Regions from separate parts of the Homo sapiens genome. Here region 1 is linked to region 2. A link is a loop called in an ENCODE intact Hi-C map of the cell type or tissue named here. Cell type or tissue: natural killer cell. All regions are shown on one strand. Region 1 overlaps LOC107987108 (a long non-coding RNA gene). Region 2 holds the start of LOC124902240 (a long non-coding RNA gene).

Evidence for each region. Hi-C counts contacts between places; a loop is a spot of excess contacts. Peaks named below come from ENCODE experiments on the same cell type or tissue, not always from the same donor. Only the 100,000 strongest peaks of a DNase experiment are listed, where the experiment ranks them.
Region 1: a loop joins it to region 2, with 9 times the contacts of the local background. A loop is called at or near these places in 1 of 110 quality-filtered maps.

Annotation. Positions count from the first base shown.
Region 1 is chr9:106,204,872-106,209,871 of GRCh38, reverse strand. The region is part of intron 3 of LOC107987108 (a long non-coding RNA gene); the gene reads right to left. Among named protein-coding and RNA genes, the nearest start is that of MIR8081, 390 kb to the left of the region's middle. In natural killer cell, no CTCF peak of the experiment used is centred here; no DNase peak of the experiment used is centred here; H3K27ac peaks cover 559 bases.
Region 2 is chr9:106,308,616-106,313,615 of GRCh38, reverse strand. The region is part of intron 3 of LOC107987108 (a long non-coding RNA gene); the gene reads right to left. LOC124902240 (a long non-coding RNA gene) reads right to left here and starts at 4,009. Exons shown (of 2, transcript XR_007061716.1): 1 at 3,127-4,009; 2 at 1-450. In natural killer cell, no CTCF peak of the experiment used is centred here; a DNase peak (open chromatin) is centred at 2,565; H3K4me3 peaks cover 460 bases; H3K27ac peaks cover 3,650 bases.

The sequences.
Region 1 (5,000 bases), 100 kb after region 2:
ACAAAAGCTGGAAGACATAAATGGAGAAACAAGACTGGATAAAGGAAATGTGGCACATATACACCATGGAATACTATGCAGCCATTAAAAAAGGATGAGTTCATGTCTTTTGCAGAGACACAGATTAAGGTGGAAACCATCATTCTCAGCCAACTAACACAAGAACAGAAAACCAAACACCGCATGTTCTCACTCATAAGTGGGAGTTGAACAATGAGAACACATGGACACAAGGAGAGGAATATCACACACCAGAGCCTGTCGGGGGGTGGGGGGCTAGGGGAGGGATAGCATTAGGAGAAATATCTAATGTAGATGATGGGTTGATGGGTGCAGCAAACCTGCAGCAAACCACTATGGCACAATGTAACAAACCTGCACATTCTGCACATGTATCCCAGAACTTAAAGTATAATTTAAAAAAAAAAAAAAGGAGAAACAGAAATATACTCATACGAAGAGATTTTAAAATTTTTTCTCTGCCAAAGCAAATAAAATAAGGATAGTGAAGACCTAAAATGTAATAAATAAGATATGTTTCATTGATTTATATAGGAATCTATTATATGAAAAAATAGCAGGTATCTTTTTTAAGCGTCCATATAACATTCACAAAATTATTAATCAACTAGACCACACAGGAAACCTGAATGAATTAGCAATAGTAGGAAACTATTTCAACCTGGTAAAGGTTATTATGGACATAAAAAAAATCCATAACTAGGTGGGATGTGGTGGCTCATGCCTATAATCCCGGCACTTGTGGAGGCCGAGGCGGGCGGATCACGAGGTCAGGAGGTCGAAACCATCCTGGCTAACATGGTGAAACCCCGTCTCAACTAAAAATACAAAAAATTAGGCGAGTGCCTGTAGCTCCAGCTACTCGGGAGGCTGAGGCAGGAGAATGGCATGAACCCGGGGGGGCAGAGCTTGCAGTGAGCCGAGATAGTGCCACTGCACTCCAACCTGGGCGACAGAGTGAGACTCTGTCTCAAAAAAAAAAAAAAAAAAAATCCATAACTAATATCATACATGTGATAGCGAAAAACGGAAAGCTTTTCCTTTAACATCAGGAACGAGACAAAAATGTCCATGCTGGCCATTTACATTTAACATTGAAATGGAGATCTCGCCAAGGGCAATTATGCAAGAAAAAGAGCTAAAAAACATTCAAGTTAGAAAAGAAACGTTAAAATCTCCATTTTCAGATGATAACTATTTTATATATTAAAAAATCCTAAGAAATTCACCTAAACTGTTAGAACTAACAAACAAGTAAAGCAAGGTGTTAAGGTATGAGATCAACATGTAAAAATTAATTCCATTTCCAATAAACCAGCAATAAACAATCCAAATGAAATTAAGAAAGCAATTTCACTTACACTAGTATGAAAAAGTAAAATTCTTAGATATAAACTTAACAAGAAGTACAAAACTTGTACTACAAAAAAAATTAACTAAATTAAAGACTTAAATGGAAAGATGTTTCATGTTTACAGATTGAAAGACTTTATGTTGCATTGATATGGCACTATTCCCCCAGACTCCCCTGTAGGTTCAGCACAATCTCTGTCAAATCCTTAGTAGGCTGTTTTGAAGAAGTTGACAAGCTGATCCCAATATTCATATGGAAATTCAAGGGACTCAGAAGAGTCAAAACAGTATTGTAAAAGAAGAACAAAGTTTGAAGACTGACACAACCTGATTTCAAAATTTACTACAAAGCTATAGCTAATCAATACTTTATCATACTGTATTATTGCTGTAGTTAATCAATAGTATGGTAGTGGCACAAGGATAGACAAGTCATTGGAATAGAATGAGAATTCACAAATAAACTAATACAACTATATCAACTGAATGAAGTTGGACCTCCTCATTACACTATACACAAAAATTAACTCAAAATGCATCATAGACCTAAATATGAGTCAAAGTTATAAAACTCTTAGCAGAAAGTGTTGAGTAAATTTTTGTGACCTTGGGTTAGGCAAAGCCTTCTTAAATTTAACACCAAAAGCACAGATGATCCTCTACCCTCCAAAAAATGGTAAATTAGACTTCTTCAACATTGAAAACTTTTGGGCTTCAAAGGACACCATAAAGAAAATGAAAATCAACCCATAGAATATAAGAAAATATTTGCAAATAATAAGTCTGATAAAGAAATTGTTTCTAGAATATATGTATACACTTTCAAGAGACAAATCATCCAAATAAAAAACGGGCAAAGGATTTGAACAGACATTTTTCCAAAGAGATATGCAAATGACAAGTAAAGCTGTTTAACATCATTAGCTATCAAAGGGAAATGCAAATCAAACCACAATGAGGTATCACTTCACACCACTAAGGTGGCTATAATAAGACACAAAGACAGTAATAACTATTGGCAAGCATGTGAAGAAACTGGAACACTCACACATTGCTTGTGAGAATTTAAAATGGCACACCCACACTGGAAAACAGTTTGGTAGCTCCTCAAGATGTTAAACACAGAATTACCATATAACCTAGTAATTCCACTCCTAGGTATCTACCAAAAAGAAATGAAAACATATATTCACACAAAGACTTGTACACAAATGTTCATAGCAGCATTATTCATAATAGCCACCAACAGAAAACAATGCAAATGCCCCCCAACTGAAGAAAAGATAAATAATATGTGGCATATGAATACAGTAGAATATTATTCAGCAATAAAAAGGAATGATGTACTTATGAAAAGGAAAGATGTACTTATACATCGTACGATATGGAAGAATCCTGAAAACTTGATGCTAACTGATAGAAGCCAGTCACAAAGACCACACACATACTGAATAATTCCAAAATATCCAGAACAGGCAAATTTATAAGGCAGAACATAGATTGGTGGTTACCCAGACGGGAGTGGAGAAGGTTGGGAGGAAATTGTAAGTGACGGTTTAAGTATGAGGTTTCCTTTTGCAATAATAAAAATGTTGTAATTGGTCGGCATGGTGGCTCACGCCTGTAATCCCAGCACTTTGGGAGGGCGAGGCGGGCGGATCACGAGGTCAGGAGATCAAGACCATTCTGGCTAACACGGTGAAACCCCGTCTCTACTAAAAATACAAAAAAAAAAAAAAAAAAAAAAATTAGCAGGGCGTTGTGGTAGGGGCCTGTAGTCCCAGCTGCTCGGGAGGCTGAGGCAGGAGAATGGTGTGAACTGGAAGGCGGAGCTTGCAGTGAGCCCAGACGGCACCACTGCACTCCAGCCTGGGTCTCAAAAAAAAAAAAAAGTTGTAATTATAGTGATGATCGCACAACTCTCTGAGTATATGAAAAACCCTTCCACTAGTTACTTTACATGGATAGATTATATGATGTGCTAATTAGATCTTAATAAAACCATTTAAAAAGATAAACTATTAATTTCATTTTTAGAAGCAAGATAGAGAAAAGCACAAGTATATAAATGGAAAATTACAATGAGGAATTCACCACCTAAAGAAAAATGTAAAAGATCATAATAGGCTATTTTGTTTGACTATACACATTAACTTGAAAACCTGACTCAAATAGATAATTTTCTAGGAAAATGAATTACAAAAAAGCCAAGAAATAGTGGAAAATCAAAACAAATGAATGATCACATGAAACACAGGCAAATCTGTCAAAGAATTACTTGACCCCCTTTCACTACAGAGGATCAAATTAAGTCTTTCAGTTGAATTCCACCAAACTTTTTAAAAATATATTTCAAATACTCTGTAAGCATTTCTGGAGTTAAGAAAATATAAGCAATTTTAAATTCTCTTTTATGGAAAGAGAAAATATTAATCAGAAAAACGTTAATACTAAAATCTAACAATGATAGCACTAACTTCTCTTATGAGTCTTTATTTTAAAAAATCTAAATAATATATAAGCAAACAAAAACCAGAAGCCCATGAATACAAAATACACCACAACAAAATTGGGTTTATACCAAAGATAGTCCAATATTATGAAATATAACTCATTATATTAAAAGATTAAAGGAAAAATATCACATGGTTATCTTCTTTGAAGCATGAAAAGTCATTTAACAAAATCCGACATCTATCTATAATTATTAATACTTTAAATAAAAATCAGTTGGTACTTATCTGACATGATGAGTGAAAGAAAGAGAGAGAGAGAGACCATCAGACTTACAAATAAAACACTGAAACCTTTCCTATCCAAGACAGAAATGACAAGGATTAGAGAATGCTGTCAGTTGGATGAATATAAAATTAATATCATGTCAGATTCACACAACAAGTTAGTAAATATAACACAAGAGAAGATACTACTTACAATGGCAAAAATAACTACAAAAATAGAATATACAGAAAGAAAAAACTAGATATATCTAACATTTAGGCAACTTTAAAACTTTCTGTGGAACCCAGGAGAAGGCTTGAATAAAGGGAAGGAATACTTTAACTCAGACAGGAAGATAGAATATTGGAAATGTATCAGTTCTCTCTAAACTAATTTATAAATTTTACCTGCTCCTAAAAAAAAAATCAATAGAAGTTTTAGGTTTAGAATTAGACAAAAAAAAAATTTGCAAAATCAGCATGCAAGAATATATTAAAAAATTTAAAGGACTATTAATAAAGCAGTACTACCCCTAACAGATACTAGAACGCATTTAAAACTAGCATTATTAAATCATATATATATAAAAATTATGTGTGTGTGTGTGTATGTGTGTGCGAATTTAGTACATGTTGAGATAGTCGTGGGGAAAGGAAGGATTGCTCAAAAAATGAGTAATCTTCTAGAAAATGTAAAGATTCTCACCACATATTACATAGAGTCCTACAAAAAATGCATTACAGATAAGCAAATGGCTTAAATGAAAAACTGAAACCTCAAAATTCTACAAAGAAAACATGGAATTACTTTGTAATATTAGAGTGAGTAGGAATATTATCAGTATGACATGAAACTAAGAAATCATAAAAGATTATTATATCTTTCAAATTTTCATGCATAATAAA
Region 2 (5,000 bases):
TAAATCTATAATTTGTAGCCTCTATAAGATCAAGCAGCAGCTAGTAATATGCACACTTAACAAATACATACTCATTTTCCAAGGACGCTATGGAGGAAATTCCTATGCTGGGTGGAAGACAGGACTAAAGTGATACAAATGTTGAATTGGAAAGCTCCTACCCACAGCAGTCCAGCCAAGAGGGTATTTATCTACCTTCTTAATAAGCACTTACAGTAACAGGACAAACATCGTCCCATCAGGCATCTCATTCAACTTTTAGAGCACCTTCATATTTGGAAAGAAATTTGTTATATTGAGCTAAAACCTACCTCTTCTTAGTACACAGTCTTTCCTCTGAAGCCATCAAAAACAGTTTTTTCCATCTTCAGTGTGAGTATGTCAAATGTTTTGAGATAGAGATCAAGCCTTTTACCATTTAAATATGCCATTTGCCATCATGCGAGGCAGCTGGAGAGAAAAGTGGTCACTGGGTTTAAGGAGCATCTCAGGCAGGGTTTTGCAGACTCTCTAACCACAGCCTGTCTGTTGATTGGCCATATCAGGTAGAAAGGAAGCCACAGGATATTACAAACCACCCAAATCTGCCCCTTCTCTAGAAATTCTCTTGCATACTTGTAAACTTTTGTCATTTTCTAGGGAGTATGAAGTAACACATTTGTAAAAGACTTGATTTTTGTGGGAAAAATCCTCCTATATATTTAATAGCTACAGGGATTATGATTCTATCTCACTTTTTTTCTGCCTCAGGTTCAAGTGCCTTTTTGTCAACTTTTTGGTATTCATCTCCAATCCCTTCTCATTCTTCATTTTCTCATTGTATAATTTCTTTCTTCCGTTTCAATAAGCCATTTGAGAGGTTCCCTCAAATCATTTTATCTTTGCCTCAAATATGGTAAGAAATTGGCATGGAACCTACCTGTAGTCAGGATGACCTCCAACAGGAAGAAGATCACAACAGGACAGTAAAACACCTCACCTTCTCTATGCCTCCTGATGACTGATAGGCCAGGGTTGGATTTTGCAGTGGACACAGTCCTGTTGTCTAATCCCAAGTACTCCTAACTGCTACCAAGGTGGGGACCCAGGTTTCCGGTTACTGCTAAGCCAATGCATCTATTACTTTGTCATCTCACTCTTAGTTGCCCAGGTATGAAATATAAGTCATTTCTATAGGTCTCTGCAGACCTAGTTCCAGATGCTCAGCAAGACATTTGTTTAGTCTCTGGATATTCTTCAATGGTGTCTGTAAACCACTCTCAGTCATACACTTCATGTTAACGGCATTTTATCAGTATTTTTATATACATTATGGAGATCCTTATAACACTTCTGTGATGTATACAGAATAGATATTATTAATAATTATCATTTTGCAGATGGAGGAGTCAAGGGTCTGAAACAATATGTTTTCCTGCACAGATTGTGAGTGTTAGAGCTAAGACTCCCATGCAGATCTTGGACCCAAAGTTTCAATTTAACTCACACTGTATTACTGATACTATTTATTCCTAAAAATAAACAGACAAAATAACCTACTATGGAAATTATGACTCTCTATGGAAATTATGAATCTCTAAGTACAAAGAGTTTTCACCTAAATTCTTCAATCTTGCCTTAAAAAAGCAGCTTCCTGAAGTATCCCTAGAATACTTTAATCCAAAGCTTGCTCTCTTCTCCTAAATCCAAGTTAAATCTGTTATCACTTCCACTTTGACTTTAAATTATATTAATTCATTCAATATTTTTTCCTTATACCAGAGAGCCAGACATTGGGAATTCAAGGTCAAGTAGGATATGGTCCTTGTTTTTGAAGAGTTTTACTGTGTAGTACAGGCAACAGGGAAATAAATCAGGAATTTCAACATGATTTTAAAATAGTATAAAAATAATAGTGTTTATAATAACAATGGCTAAGATCTATTGAGTACTTACTATGCGTCAGGTACCACTTAAACACTACGTATATGGTAAAAGAATTTTTACCATACACTGTATTATGATTTATATTTTCTTAAGAATACTCATTCCCTGCCCAATTTGTTTACAAATTTGTCAAAAACAAGAACTTTCCTGATTACCTTGTGTGTGTCCTCAAGTAAACCAAAATGAACCAGTTTGTGGTAGCAGCCTGAAGACTGTTAATAAACTAAACTGGGATGCAATTAAAAAAAAAATCCTAACTCGTTTTAATGGCAACTGTTGCCAAGAGACACTTTTATTATGAGAAACTGTTTTGTCTAGGTTGAGTAGAGATCATGAAAGGACAAATTTTAATGGCATTTGAACTGAATGATAGCTTTAAATGCACAAAAAGGTCAAAAATTGTTAAGATATAAAACATAACGTCTCACAGATCAAAAGTATATGTGAAGAATTAACCTTACAAGAGAGGGAGCAAAAGATAAAAGCAAGGAATTGGAGTATATGCCAGTCCTACCCAGGTTATGCCACTGCAATGATTAAAAATCTTAGTGGCTCAAAACAGTGCTTTTCAATCAGGAGCAATCTTCCCCATAGCCCTATTTGGCAATGTCTGAAGGCAGTTTTGGTTGTCACAACTGGGGAAGTGGGTGCTACTGACAACAAGTGAGAAACTGCCAAGGTTACTGCTCAACATCCTATACACAAAAGAGCTCTTTCACATCACTCCACCCCTGTATTAGTCTGTTTTCACACTGCTATAAAGAACTTCCCTGAGACTGGGTAATTTATAAAGAAAAGAATTGACTCACAGCTCCACATGGCTGGAGAGGCCTCAGGAAACTTACAATCATGGTGGAAGGGGAAGCAGGCATGTTTACATGGCAGCAGGCAAGAGAGAACGACAGTGCAGGAAAAACTGCCAGTTATAAAACCATCAGATCTCATGAGAATTTACTCGTTATCACAAGAACAGCATGGGTGAAACTGCCCACATAATCCAACTACTTCCATCCCTCCTCACATGGGGATTATGGGTCCCTCCTGCAACATGTGAGGATTACAATTCGAGATGAGATTTGGGTAGGGTCACAGAGTCAAACCACAGCAACGCCCTAAGAAAAAATTATCCAGCCCTAAATATGACTAGCTGGATTGAGACTGAGAAACTCTAAATTAAGATAACCAAGGGTTAATACTCACTCATACAACATGTCCACTGTGGATCATTCAGCTTAGAGCTTTGCTCTAGTGTCATCATCATCCTCACAACTCAGGATAACAGGGCAACATGACTGAGAAGAGAGACAGCTGTGGAGTATCTCGCAGTGGCAACTAAATGATCCAGTTCTGAAGTAACATGAATTATGACTTCCACTCAAACTCATTGGCTAGAACTAGTCCTGTGGTCCCACCCAAGCAAAAAGGAGCAAGAGAGTACAATTCTACTATGTGCCCCCCAAATGGGAGAGCTGATATGTATGATGAATAGCACAGATGAATGGTTTGAGGTATGGAGGCAGGGAATAAGAAAAATAATGAGCAGAACTGTTGCTGCTCTAATGACATTCCGAAGTTCTGAACTCAATGGTTTCACTTTGAGAATATCTTCAAACAAAAGGACAAATATTCACAACCAGTGTGGTTCAGGGACTTTTCAGCTGAAAATGGTTAGAAACAATGCCCATTTCACAATGTTATTAACATGTAAAAGCAATCATCATGGTGCTTAATTGCTAAGAAATACTCTTTAAACCCTTGTCCCTCCTCCTTTCTTTACAGAGTAGATTAACAGCAATAGCATAGCTAAAGAATGAACTTATAAAAAATGGGCTATTTGTTTTCCATTATGTAAGAGAGAAAAATATAAGTGTATATTTAACATATGATACTGGAGAACTTCCCCCTTTCTTGCAAGAATTGCATCAATTACCTTATGGATTTAAAAACTCAACCATCTCTCCTCACTTCTTTCTCCAAACTTTTGTTACATGGAGTTGTAAAAATTGGAAATTAGTTCATGTGGTTTCCTTAATTAAATCTTTTAATGACTTCCCATGACCCTCAATTTAAAACCCTAACTCCTCACCTTTATGATTGTTTTTTTTTTTTTTTTTTTTTTTTTTTGAGACAGAGTTTCACTCTTGTTGCCCAGGCTGGAGTGCAATGGTGCGATCTCTGCTCACCGCAACCTCTGCCTTCCGGGTTCAAGTGATTCTCCTGCCTCCGCCTTCCAAGTAGCTGGGATTACAGGCATGTGCCACCATGCCCGGCTAATTTTGTATTTTTAGTAGAGACAGGGTTTCTCCATGTTAATCAGGCTGATCTCGAACTCCCGACCTCAGGTGATCCACCTGCCTCGGCCTCCCAAAGTGCTGGGATTTCAGGCGTGAGCCACTGCGCCTGGCCTATGATTTCATTTCTTACTTCTCCATTTCTCATGTTTTTCTCTGTGGCCCAACCACTGACATTTTTCTGAACACAACGTTAATCTCTCAAGCTTCATGCCTTATTGCAAGCTGACTTCCTCTTTCCTCTGGCCTTGGCAAACCATACTTTGGCCTTAAAAAGTGCCAGCCATAACTCTCGTCAGGAATACTTTCCCTGAGTTTTCTCACCCCTATATTCATTTCTGTGATAATATTTATATATTACTTGACTGTTTATGTATCTGACTGTTTTATGTAAACTGCTTCTAACGGGGCCACATTTCCTGTCAACATCCATACAGCCTAGTACAGGGCCTGACATAGAACGGTATCTCAGTAAATGTTTTCTGAATCAATTATTAAAATATAAATTTTATTTTGCTACGTCTTCATAATGATCATTTTAATAACTTTATATTATTTAGTCAAGGAATATCCAACTGTAAAAAATTAAGATACCATTTTACTTTAATAAATTAGAAAAGAAAATCATATAAAGAAAAAATATCAAATACATAGATTATTTTTCTACAGCACTATAGAAAAACAAAATTGTTGCCTTCCTTTATTAGATGTAGCTCTTAGGAAGGGATTGAATGGAGGTGTGAATGACTGAATAAGGTTAAATAAATGGGCAAAAAAATGGTT